3 separate regions of the Homo sapiens genome follow, and regions 2 and 3 are each linked to region 1. A link is a contact called in ENCODE Hi-C or POLR2A ChIA-PET data. All regions are on one chromosome and are shown on one strand. The core of a region is the stretch at or near the end of the contact, and the rest is flanking DNA. Distances in the headings are between cores, read along the strand shown. Region 1 has its middle 22 kb from the start of PADI2. Region 2 has its middle 7.8 kb from the start of LINC02783. Region 3 overlaps PADI2 (peptidyl arginine deiminase 2).

Region 1 (3,630 bases), core at 938-3,437:
TCTCGGCTCCTCCTCTAAGTGTAGAAGGGGCCTAGGGTCTGGTCCTAGCCCCCTTCGCTTCCCTATTTACATGAAAGAAAAAATATGGATGGCCAGTACACATTGAAAATTGTGCTCAGCTCCAATTATAACCAAAGAAATGCCCACTAAGACAAATGAGATCTACTTTTAATCTAACACGATAGCAAAGATTCAAAAGATTAATTATACTCAGTATTGGCATAGATATAGAGAAACAAACACTCTCATTTGCCATTGGTGAGAAGATAAGTAGTACCATCTTTTTTTAGAAGGCTTTTTCTCAATATTGATCAAGAGACATATAAAATAGAATGATCAATCCTATACTTTGTTTTAATCTTTTCTATTGACATAATTTCAGACTTACAGAAAAACTGCAACAATAATACAAAGAATTCCCAGATACCCTACCCATCATCCACATCACCTAGATTCCCCAAATATCATCTTACTACACTAGGATTCTCCCTCTCCCTCTCTCTCTGTTTCTCTCTCTCTTCCCAAAATATATATATATACACTCACACATGTATGTATCTGTGTGTGTATATATACACATATGGATATATGTACATACATACACATACATATGGATATATGTACATATGTATGCATACATACGTATATGTGTGTATATATACACACATGTGCATATATAATAGTTTTATACTTTTATACTACATATGTATATATTTTTCTGAACCACTTAGTGGCAAATTGCAGGCATGATATTCTTTACCATAAATACTTGAGTGTATATTTCCTAAAAGTATGGAATTATCTTAGATAACCAAAGTACAAGAATCAAAGTCAGGAATTAACACTGATACAATACTACTATCTAATCCACAGATCTCCTTGGGATCTCACCAATTGTCAACATGGTGCCCGTTTTAGCAAAAGTAAATCCAATATCATATATTGCCTCCAATCATTATGTCTCTGTAGTTTCTTTTAATGTGGAACAGTTCCTCAGTTGTCTGTTTCATGACTTTGTCATTTTTGGAATCCAGGCAAGTTATTTTATAGAATGTCCCTGAGTTTGAGTTTGGTAGATTCATTCTGGCATAAACACTTTTGTCTTACTCTTCCCTCTGCCTGGAATATTGGTTTCTTGGCTTTTCAAGCTGCTTTCTTCTCCTCCTCCTTTGAGTCTCCCTTCAAATATCACCCCTTCCAAAGAGCCTTCCTACTAAATAGAATTACAGTCAATTCTCAGAAAAAAAAAATTGGCCAAATGATCAAGAAATGTGATGTTTTAGACCAGGGGTCGGCAACTACCGTGAATGAACTAAGAATGGTTTTTACATTTTTTTTTAATGGTTGGAGAAAAAAAACTGAAAGAAGAAAATCTTGTGACATTCTCATGAAAATTAAATGAAATTCAGTTTTAGTGTCCACAAATAAAGTTTTATGGGGACACAGCCAGGCCCGTGTGTTACATTTATCTGGGCTGCTTTCCTGCTACAATGGCAGAGCTCAGTAGTAGGCACCGAGAGTCACTGCTCTCATCTCTTTGTGTGGCTGCTCAGCACACTACGAACCACATGCCACAGCTCCAAGTCGACAGCATGCACATCGCTGTGGGGCAGTATTTTCTTTTTTTATAACCAGTGCATACACGTCATGTCAAAACAAGAAGAGTGGACTTCCAATGTTGTACTTTTTAAAAATACATGATAATCATGTGGCAAAATACACGCAACATAAAATTTACCATCTTCTCTATTTTTAACTAGATAGCTCAGCAGCGTTCGGTACATTCACGTCATTGTGCAACCATCAATGCCATCCGTCTCCAGAACTCTTTTCATTTTGAAAAACTGAAACCCTTTACCCATTAAACAAGAACTCCCCATTCTCCCCTCTCCTCCAGCCCCAGGCAACTACCATTCCACTGTCAAAAAATAACATTTCAATGAATTGAGTTGACTCATTGGCTTTTATTATTGATTCATTAATTAGGCAGCATCCCATTGATGAAATAGAAAAAGACATCCCAATGAGAAGAGGGGGTTGTCTTTGGGGGCACAAAGTGGCAGAAGGGGAACAGAAACAAGGAACAAAGAGTAGACTGGGCATTTCAAAGTTACTTTTCTTGTAGGATGAAAGCAGAGGGGACTTCCTTATCACATCAGCTCAGGTTGACTGGGACCTTCTCTGCTGGTTGCTGTAAATCTGTTTGTTTTTTTTAAAGCTGACTGTTTTAAGGGTCAGTTTGATTACGTGGCACCTAACATGAGTGACTCCACTCTGGGGTCTAGTACAGGAGCTTAGTCCAAAACAATGGCCTCCAGTAAATTTTATTTCACCCTACTTTCTGTCTCTATGATTTTGACTAGTCTAAGTACCTCATAGAAGTAGAATTCTATGATATCTATCCTTTGGTGACTGGCTTATTTCATTGAGCATGATGTCCTCAAGGTTCATCTACATCATACCATGTGTCAGAATTCCCTTCCTTCCTTTCTTTTTTTTTTTTTTTTGAGATAGAGTCTCGCTCTGCCCCCCAGGCTGGAGTGCAATGACACAATCTCGGCTCACTGCAACCTCCGCCTGCCAGGTTCATACGATTCTCGTGCCTCAGCCTCCGAAGTAGCTGGGGTTACAGGTGTGTGACACCACACCCAGCTAATTTTCTGTCTTTTTTTTTAGTAGAGATGGGGTTTCACCATGTTGGCCAGGCTGGTGTCAAACTCCTGGCCTCATGTGATCCACCCGCCTCAGCCTCCTGAAGTGTTGGCCACTGCTTCCAGCCATTCCTTCCTTTTTAAGGCTGAATAATATTCTATGTATGCATATACCACATTTTGTTTATCTATTTATCCATCAATGGTGGAGTGTCACATTTTTAAGGCCCAGCGAAGTGTGCATTATTTTGTTATCCAGTTAGATAGCAAGACATTGTGCTTATTAGGCAATGACACTGCATCTGTGCCAAAAGATTTTAATACATGTCTCGCTCCATAATATCTAAAATATTTACTCTCTGGCTGTTTATAGAAAAAGTTGGCCAACCCAATTCTTGTTTTACCCTGGCTTCATAGCAGTCATGGAACTGGACCTGTAGTCCCACTTAGTTGCATGCCAACAAATACCAACTCAAATGCTCAAACTTTTATCTGAAACTTTGTGTGGGCTTCCCTGCAAATGCACTTGACTGTTTCCTCCCAGCTTTTCCCGTTCAAACCTGACTCAGAACCACCCCTAACCCCCATCTCCACCCACAAGCCAGGCCTGTTGCTATGGTTTGAATATTTGTCTCTTCCAAAACTCATGTTGAAATTTAATCCCCAATGTGGCTGTACTGAGAGGTGGGGCCCTTAAGAGGTGATTGGGTCATGAGGGCTCTGCCCTTATGAATGGGTTAATCCAGTCATGGATTAGTGAATTAATGGGTTAATAGGTAACCCATCAATTGATCCATTAAGTGATCATGGGAGAGGAACTGGTGGCTTTATAAGAAAAGCAAGAGAGGGCTGAGCTAGCCTGTGAGCACTCAGCTTCTTCACCAGCTGATGTCCTGCACCACTATGGGACTCTGCAGAGAGTCATCAGCAGCAAGAAGGACCTCACCAGATGCAGCCCCTTGGCAATGGACGTCTCAGC
Region 2 (3,630 bases), core at 710-3,209, 40 kb before region 1:
CCCATTGAGATCCCCAGGCCCACTCAGGCCTGCATGGGGGGCCCAAGGGCTCAGCTAAAGAGGATTCATGGGCCAGACTCTAGTTTCACAGTTCAAGGCTGGGATGGGAGTTCTGAGGCTTGGGCTCCAGCTGAACTCTGCCATGGCCTGCTGTGTGACCTTGGGCATCTTGCTGGACCTTTCTGAGCCTTCATTGCTAGGAGCTGGTCACTGACATCCTGTGATACGTGGGTCTACATGTGCCTGGTTAGATCCAAAGGTTCAGGCAGAACCTTTGCTCAGCAGGAGGGGCAGAGGAGGGGAAGAGAGCTGGACCGGGACTGGGTATGACCTACTGGGCTGGGCCTCTCCAGTGGGACTTTGCTGATGGCATTCTTCACTGGTTGCCACATCAGCAACTCTACCAGAGTGGAGGGTGGCCTGGTGGTCCCTCTTGCAGAAAGTCATGGCAAGCCTTGAAGATTATGGGTGCAGGACTGAGGGCTGGGCCACTGATTCCGCTTGTTTTATGGTTATAGAATGATTTGGGTTCTCCATTTCTTGTGTTACAGCTCAGTGACGCACTGGAGGCTGGCTCTGGAGAGCAGATAATGCACATCTCTTCCCAACACCACACTCAGGGATGTCACACTGGCCATGGTGGGAGTATTTACACCATGGAAACTGGTTAGCACTACACGAAAGGGGCTTTTATGTGTGCGGCATTAGGTTGGTTGGTTTGGAAAGCCAATTGTTAAATATTTATCAGAACACCACACGGGTTGTGTGGATAAGTTAGATTTTCCAAGAAACTTGTCATTTTTATCTAAATTTCCACATTTCTTGGCATATACATTCTTTTAATTTAAATTTAAGTTGCTTCCTCAGTGCAGTAGGCAGCATGTCAGTCTCATAAATTTAATTTTAGCAACTAAAGGAAAAACGCATAAATTGGACTTCATCGAAATTTAAAACTTTGGGCCAGGCACGGTGGCTCACGCCTGTAATCCCAGCACTTTGTGGGGCTGAGGCAGGAGGATCATGAGGTCAGGAGATCGAGACCATCCCGGCTAACACTGTGAAACCCTGTCTCTACTAAAAATACAAATAATTAGCCGGGAGTGGTGGCAGGTGCCTGTAGTCCCAGCTACTCAGGAGGCTGAGGCAGGGGAATGGCATGATCCTGGGAGGCGGAGCTTGCAGTGAGCCGAAATCGTGCCACTGCACTCCAGCCTGGGCAACAGAGCGAGACCCCGTCTCAAAAATAAATAAATAAATAAATAAAATTTAAAATTTTGATGCTTCAAAGGACAATATCAAGAAAGCGAAAAGACCATCCCCAGTGGGGAGAAGATATTTGCAAATTGTGAATGCAATAAGGCTCTAGTGTCCAGAATATGTAAAGAATGCTTATCACTCAACAATGAAAAGATTACAAAGTGGACAAAGAATTTGGGTAGATAGTTCTCCAAAGAAGATATACAAATGGCCAATAAGCCCATGAAAGATACTCCATACCATTAGTCAGTAGGGAAATGAAAATCAAAACTGCAATGAGATACTACCTCACACTCACTAGAATGACTATAATCAAAAAGGCAGACCACAACAAGTGTTGACAAGGAGTTGAAGAAGCTGGAAGCCTCATACACTGCTGGTTGGAATGTAAATGGTGCAGCCACTTTGGGAAACGCCGGTGCAGCTGCAGCGCTGTGATAGATTGACAGCCCTTCTACCTCTGGGGAGGAGGGGAATGTGACAGGAAGGGGCTGCTGGCCTGGGGCTCCTTCAGGGAGGATGCAGACACTTTTCTGGAGGCCTGGGCTCTGTGTGTTTGCAGGTACAAGCTTGGCTCCCCAAAATATTGCAGGAGATGGGTGTCCCCTCTCTTGGGGTCCCCCAAGGGCTAGTAGGTCTGAGATGGTACCAGTCTCCTCCAGAAACAGAGGTGGCTTCTTCCGTTTCCTGTGGTGGCTTCTCTCCGTTTCCTGAGTGTAACACAAGGTTACGCTCTTGTGTGCCTGTCTTGTTAAGTTCCTTTATTTAAGACTTCTCTTTTTCCCATTGAACCTTGCCAAAAGTTCATCCATTTAATTAATCTTTTCCAAGAACCAACTTTTGGATTTTTGTTTTAGTCCTATTTTTTTCACCAATTCCCACTTTTACATTTATCTTTCCTTTTGGGGGGTTAATTTCATTATTTTTCTAAATTCTCCAGTTTGGCGCTTAGTTCATTCACTTTCTGCCATTCTTCGTCCCTACTGTAAACATTCAAGACTATACATTTCTTTCTAAGCACAATTTTAGTTGAGTCCATGAGTTTTCATATGTGACCTTTCTACTGCTCAGTTCGGAATTGCCATTGCAATGTCTCCTTTGATCAATGAGTTATTTAAATGACTGGTTTTTAAAATTTCCAGATGAATAGGGTTTTCTTATTATCCTTGCTGAGTTCTAAGTTAATTGCTTTAGAGTTAGAGGATGTGGTCTGGATGATACACTTTATTTCAATTTTGTTGAGACTTGCTTTTGCCAATACCCACCTAAGTCAGTTTTCATGTATGTTTTATGTGCTTGAGAAAAATGTGTCATGGCCCATGCAGGGTCACCTATACGTTGATTGGATGGAGCTTTATTTGTGTTCATGAGATCTCCTATTGACTACTAATTTTTTTGTCAGCTTTATCAATTATTGAGACATGTTAAAATCTCCCACTATATTAGTAAATTTGTCCAGTTCTTGCAGTTCAATAAATTTTAGCTTCATATCTTTTGATGTCAGGGTATTACTAGTTTGATAAAATAAATTGAGAAATGACCTCTCCTCTTCTGTTTTCTGGAAAGATTGTGCAGAATTGGTGTACATTCTTTAAACATTTGGTAGGACTCTCTAGTGAAACAATCTGGGCCAGGAGATTTCTTTTCAGGAGTTTTTAAATTACTAATTCATCTGAGTAGATACCCAGTATCGGAATTGCTGGATCAAATGGTAATTCTACTTTCAGTCCTTTAAGGAATCTCCACACTGTTTTCCACAGTGGTTGTACTAGTTTACATTCCCACCAGCAGTGTGAAAGTGTTCCCTTTTCACCACATCTCTACTAACATCTTTTTTTTTTTTATGGCCATTCTTTCAGGAGTAAGGTGATATCACATTGTGGTTTTGATTTGCATTTCCCTGATCATTAGTGATGTTGAGATTTTTTTCACATGTTTGTTGGCCATTTGTAAATCTTCTTTTAAGAATTATCTATTCATGTCCTCAGCCCATTTTTGATGAGATTGTTTGTTTTTTTCTTGCTAATTTGTTTGAGTTCATTGTAGATTCTGGATATTAGTCCTTTGTTGGATGTATAGATTGTGAAGATTTTCTCCCATTCTGTGGATTGTCTGTTTACTCTGCTGATTGTTTCTTTTGCTATGCAGAAACTTTTTAGTTTAATTAAATCTCACCTGTATATCATTGTTTTTGTTGCATTTGCTTTTGGGTTGTTGGTCATGAAGTCTTTGCCTAAGTCAGTGTCTAGAAAGGTTTTTCTGATGTTATCTTCTGGAATTTTTGTGGTTTCAGGTCTTAGATTTAATTCCCTGAGAAAAAGATACTTGTACACTCATGTTTATAGCAGCACAATTTACAGTTGCAAAAATTTG
Region 3 (3,630 bases), core at 581-3,080, 42 kb after region 1:
ATTTGTGGCCAGGCGCGGTGTCTCACGCCTGTAATCCCAACACTTTGGGAGGCCAAGGTGGGCAGATCATGAGGTCAGGAGTTTGAGACCAGCCTGGCCAATGTGGCGAAACCACATCTCTACTAAAAATACAAAAATTAACTGGGCGTGGTGGCACGCACCTGTAGTCCCAGCTACTCAGGAGGCTGAGGCAGGAGAATTGCTTGAACCCAAGAGGTGGAGGTTGCAGTGAGCCAAGATGGTGCCACTGCCCTCCAGCCTGGGCGACAGAGCGAGACTTTGTCTCAAAAAAAAAAAAAAAAAAATTTGCTATCAACTATCACTATCATTTTAACTCTTAAAAAATAGGCAAGGCATAATCTCAGAATAAAAGACAGTCATGGCCGGGCACAGTGGCTCACGCCTGTAATCCCAGCACTTTGGGAGGCCGAGGTGGGCGGATCACCTGAGGTCAGGAGTTCAAGACCAGCCTGGCCAACATGGTGAAACCCTGTCTCTACTAAAAATATAAAAACTAGCCGGGCATGGTGGTGGACGCCTGTAATCCCAGCTACTCAGGAGGCTGAGGCAGGAGAATTGCTTGAAACCAGGAGACAGAGGTTGCAGTGAGCTGACACAGTGCCACTGCACTCCAGCCTCGGCGACAGAATGAGACTCTGTCTCAAAAATAACACAAAACAAAACAAAAAACAGAATAAGAGACAGTCATTCAATTGCAAAAAGAAACTAACACCATTGAACTTCTGTTTCCTGTTCCAACAGAGACCCTGGTGAAAATCTGGTTTCCCTTGGGGACCACTGTTCTCTCTGTCCCTTCTAGGTTTTCTCTTTTCTCGAGCATCTGCCCCAGGAGCCCTTGAGCCCGTCATCCTGAGTAATCAATCACTCAGGGGCAGCGCCTCAGAGGCAAGCCCCCCCCCAACCCCAATATCTTGAGAGGCTGGGACTGTCCCCTGGGCACAAAAATGTATCTGAATCTCTCTCACCCTGGTCCTATCCTGAGTCCACATTGAGCAGAAAGAGCCTTGGCTTCTGGGTAGACAGAAGTAAGCCTAAGATCTTTCTCTGTCCCCTCCAGCCAGCTTGTGACAAGTCACATCATCCCCCTGAGCCTTGGCTTCCTCATCTATAAAATGCGCTTCACAGAGCAGCCTTGCATGGTGTTTACAAGGATTCAGTGGGATGTTGTGTGCGAAGGGCCCGGCACAGAGTGGGTGCTTAGTCAATGCTCCGCCTGCTTTTCTCTCTTGCTCTTGAGGTGGCCGCATTTTCTCTCTGCCTGGGTGAAGTTAAAGAAATGTATGGTCTCTCCTTCTTCCTTCTGGGATTTGGGAGCAAATTCATGATTCCTTTGGCCAGATCAGGCTCTGGGTCTTTGTCCCAATCCCGCCAAGGACTTGCTGTGTGACCTTAACAAGTAACCACCCCCACTAGGACTCACTTTTTACAAACTATAAAATAAGGGGTTTGAGCTAATTAATCCCTAAGGACCTTCAAGACCCTGGTTAGGGTTGATTTGCAAAGACTTCCATTTTTTGGGAGGGATGGGGGAGAGCAAGAGGTGAGGTGTGGGGAGGGAGGAAGAATCCCACCCTATTTGAGGTCCTGGCAGTGGAAGGAGTACACATATGCGGGCCCCAGAAAATTTTAACATCAACCTAAGGGGCTTGATCCTATGCCTTCTCCCCAGAGGCTGGGATACTTGCCCTGATTGGCTGTGGGGGAGGGTGTCCTTCCTTCCCATAACATCTCAAGCTGCTTAGTAAGGCAAGAAGGCCAGGCACCCTGCCACTCTCTGGCGACCCTCCAAAATGCTTGTGCCTCTCGGTCAGAGCTGAGGCTTCAGTGTCTTCATTCTCAGGGCAGACTGCCTTGAACCCAATCCTAGGGACATTTCCCGTCAATCTGCCCCACACCCAGGAGCCACCTGACGCCTTGGGGCTATTCTGGGGAACTGAGGTGGGATCCAGAGCCTCTGGGAAATGTCGTCTGGAGCCTGGAGGCCCTGAAGCAGAGCTCCTCTCCCTCCTCCCCCTCGGGAAGGCAGAGCCATCCCAAGAGGCAATGCTCTGGGCAGGTCACACCAGCCCTGTTCTCTGCCCCTACCCGCAGCATCCCACTGGAATCTAGTTAAATCAGACATTGGGGGAAGCCTTGCAGGGGCGAAGTCCCATGGGCATGACTACAGGGTGGGCGGTCTCTGAGGGTGAAGGGGCCAGAAGGTCATTTCAGTGGATTATGGGGACAGGTCATGGGTCATCAGAGAGGAGTTATGAAGCCCTGTGAGAGGCTGGGAGGACGATAAGGGAGCCACACTGTGAAATGCCCACATTTCGTAACAGGAAGGTAACGAAACCTGTCTGAATTCAGTAAATCAGGAAATCGCAATAAGCATGAGAGAGGTTGCCTTAGGCAGCTGAGAAGAAGGGCTGGACAAGGAACTGCTGTCTTTCTTTAGAAACAGTGTGTTACTATTTTATTTGATTTTGTTTGTACTATGTCCAAATATTACATGAATAAAATGTTTCCATTTAAGAATTCATAATGAAATGAAGCAGTATAGACTGCACCATAATTTCTCTCCTAGCCCACGGCCCCACTGCTTTAATGGACTCGCCACAAGGAGTCCCAATGTAATGTCACCTTACGGCCTAGAGACGAAGGCCGCAGGGCTACCAAGGTGGGGAAATGGGCACTTCCTCTGGGAATGACCTTCAAGGGAGCAAGTCTTGTGTCTTTGACTTTGGGCTGGGCTTTTGGAAACAGCTTGCAGGGAGGTCAGCCTGGGTTCATTGCAGGGAACAGCAGAGAGCAGGCAGCCGGAGTCCGAGGCCCTGCTGAGAGCCTGGCTCTGCGTTCTGGGAACTTCGGTGGTCACTTCCCTGCTGCGGGCCTGGGTTTCCTCATCTGTATCGTTAGGGGGTGGGGGTGGTCACGCCTCCCCTGGAGTGGCCGAGAGAACACACCTTGGAAAACGCTGTGCAGCTGCAGAGCAGGATGCCCGCAGGGGAGAAATTTTTACCTTGAAAAGGACAGAGTGGCTCCCTAAAGAGGCTGGACCTGCGGCTCCTTCCGAGGGAGGAGTTTCAGGAAGCCAGCTCCCTGAAAGGCAGCATTCAGTGGACGTGACCGGCTGGAAAGTTCACAAAGGTCCAGGAACCAAAACCAGTATTATTCCTGCCCCTGCACCCCAGGCTCTTAGCCCCTGGTGGTACCGCCTTCCCTTCTTTCCCCTGGGGTCCTTATCCTGCACCAGCCTCCCAGATTACCAGCCCGATTTGCTGACAAGTGGCTTCTCTGAACCTGGGTTTGCTGCCCTGTGAAACGAGAGCAATGCTATTCATCTCATGGGACTGTGGACGCCTTGAGAGCAGGTGCTGTGCCTCCATTGCCCGTTGCCTGGTACAGCTCCCGGAGCAGTAGCTCCTCAGCAGTGAAATGTGGAGTGAATGCGATCGGAGGGAGGAGGTTACAAATTATGCCTTACAGCACCTAACTCACCGCACAGCTGCAGAGGCTGGGACACACAAGACTGCCTCTCTCAAGGGCCAGGCGCCCTTGCAGCCTCCTTCTAGACTGGAAAAGTCACATGCAGGTCTAGGGTATGCAGGCTATAGGCAAAGGGAGGAC

Evidence for each region. A loop is a pair of places that touch in the nucleus more often than their neighbours do. ChIA-PET counts read pairs that join two places held with the same protein, here RNA polymerase II (POLR2A). Pooled maps may share reads with other maps.
Region 2: a loop to region 1 is called in a map of endothelial cell of hepatic sinusoid, with 3 times the contacts of the local background. The contact joins two enhancer-like sites. A Hi-C loop is called at or near these places in 5 of 168 maps with a recorded cell type or tissue (B cell, CD14-positive monocyte, Caco-2 and 2 more), 1 of 37 single-sample maps with no recorded cell type and 3 of 50 pooled maps. POLR2A ChIA-PET finds 5 or more read pairs at or near these places in 6 of 52 experiments (AG04449, BJ, HEK293 and 3 more).
Region 3: a loop to region 1 is called in a map with no recorded cell type, with 9 times the contacts of the local background. The contact joins two enhancer-like sites. A Hi-C loop is called at or near these places in 1 of 37 single-sample maps with no recorded cell type and 2 of 50 pooled maps.

The regions. Positions count from the first base shown.
Region 1 is chr1:17,140,033-17,143,662 of GRCh38, reverse strand. No RefSeq gene overlaps it. Among named protein-coding and RNA genes, the nearest start is that of PADI2, 22 kb to the right of the region's middle. Within about 2 kb of position 2,187, at least 4 of the 41 ENCODE cell types and tissues checked have a DNase peak (open chromatin) inside an H3K27ac peak, as active enhancers do; they include CD14-positive monocyte, where a contact is called at or near this core.
Region 2 is chr1:17,180,205-17,183,834 of GRCh38, reverse strand. No RefSeq gene overlaps it. Among named protein-coding and RNA genes, the nearest start is that of LINC02783, 7.8 kb to the left of the region's middle. Within about 2 kb of position 1,959, at least 3 of the 41 ENCODE cell types and tissues checked have a DNase peak (open chromatin) inside an H3K27ac peak, as active enhancers do; they include CD14-positive monocyte, where a contact is called at or near this core.
Region 3 is chr1:17,097,336-17,100,965 of GRCh38, reverse strand. All of the region lies in intron 3 of PADI2 (peptidyl arginine deiminase 2), which reads left to right. Among named protein-coding and RNA genes, the nearest start is that of PADI2, 20 kb to the left of the region's middle. Within about 2 kb of position 1,830, at least 9 of the 41 ENCODE cell types and tissues checked have a DNase peak (open chromatin) inside an H3K27ac peak, as active enhancers do.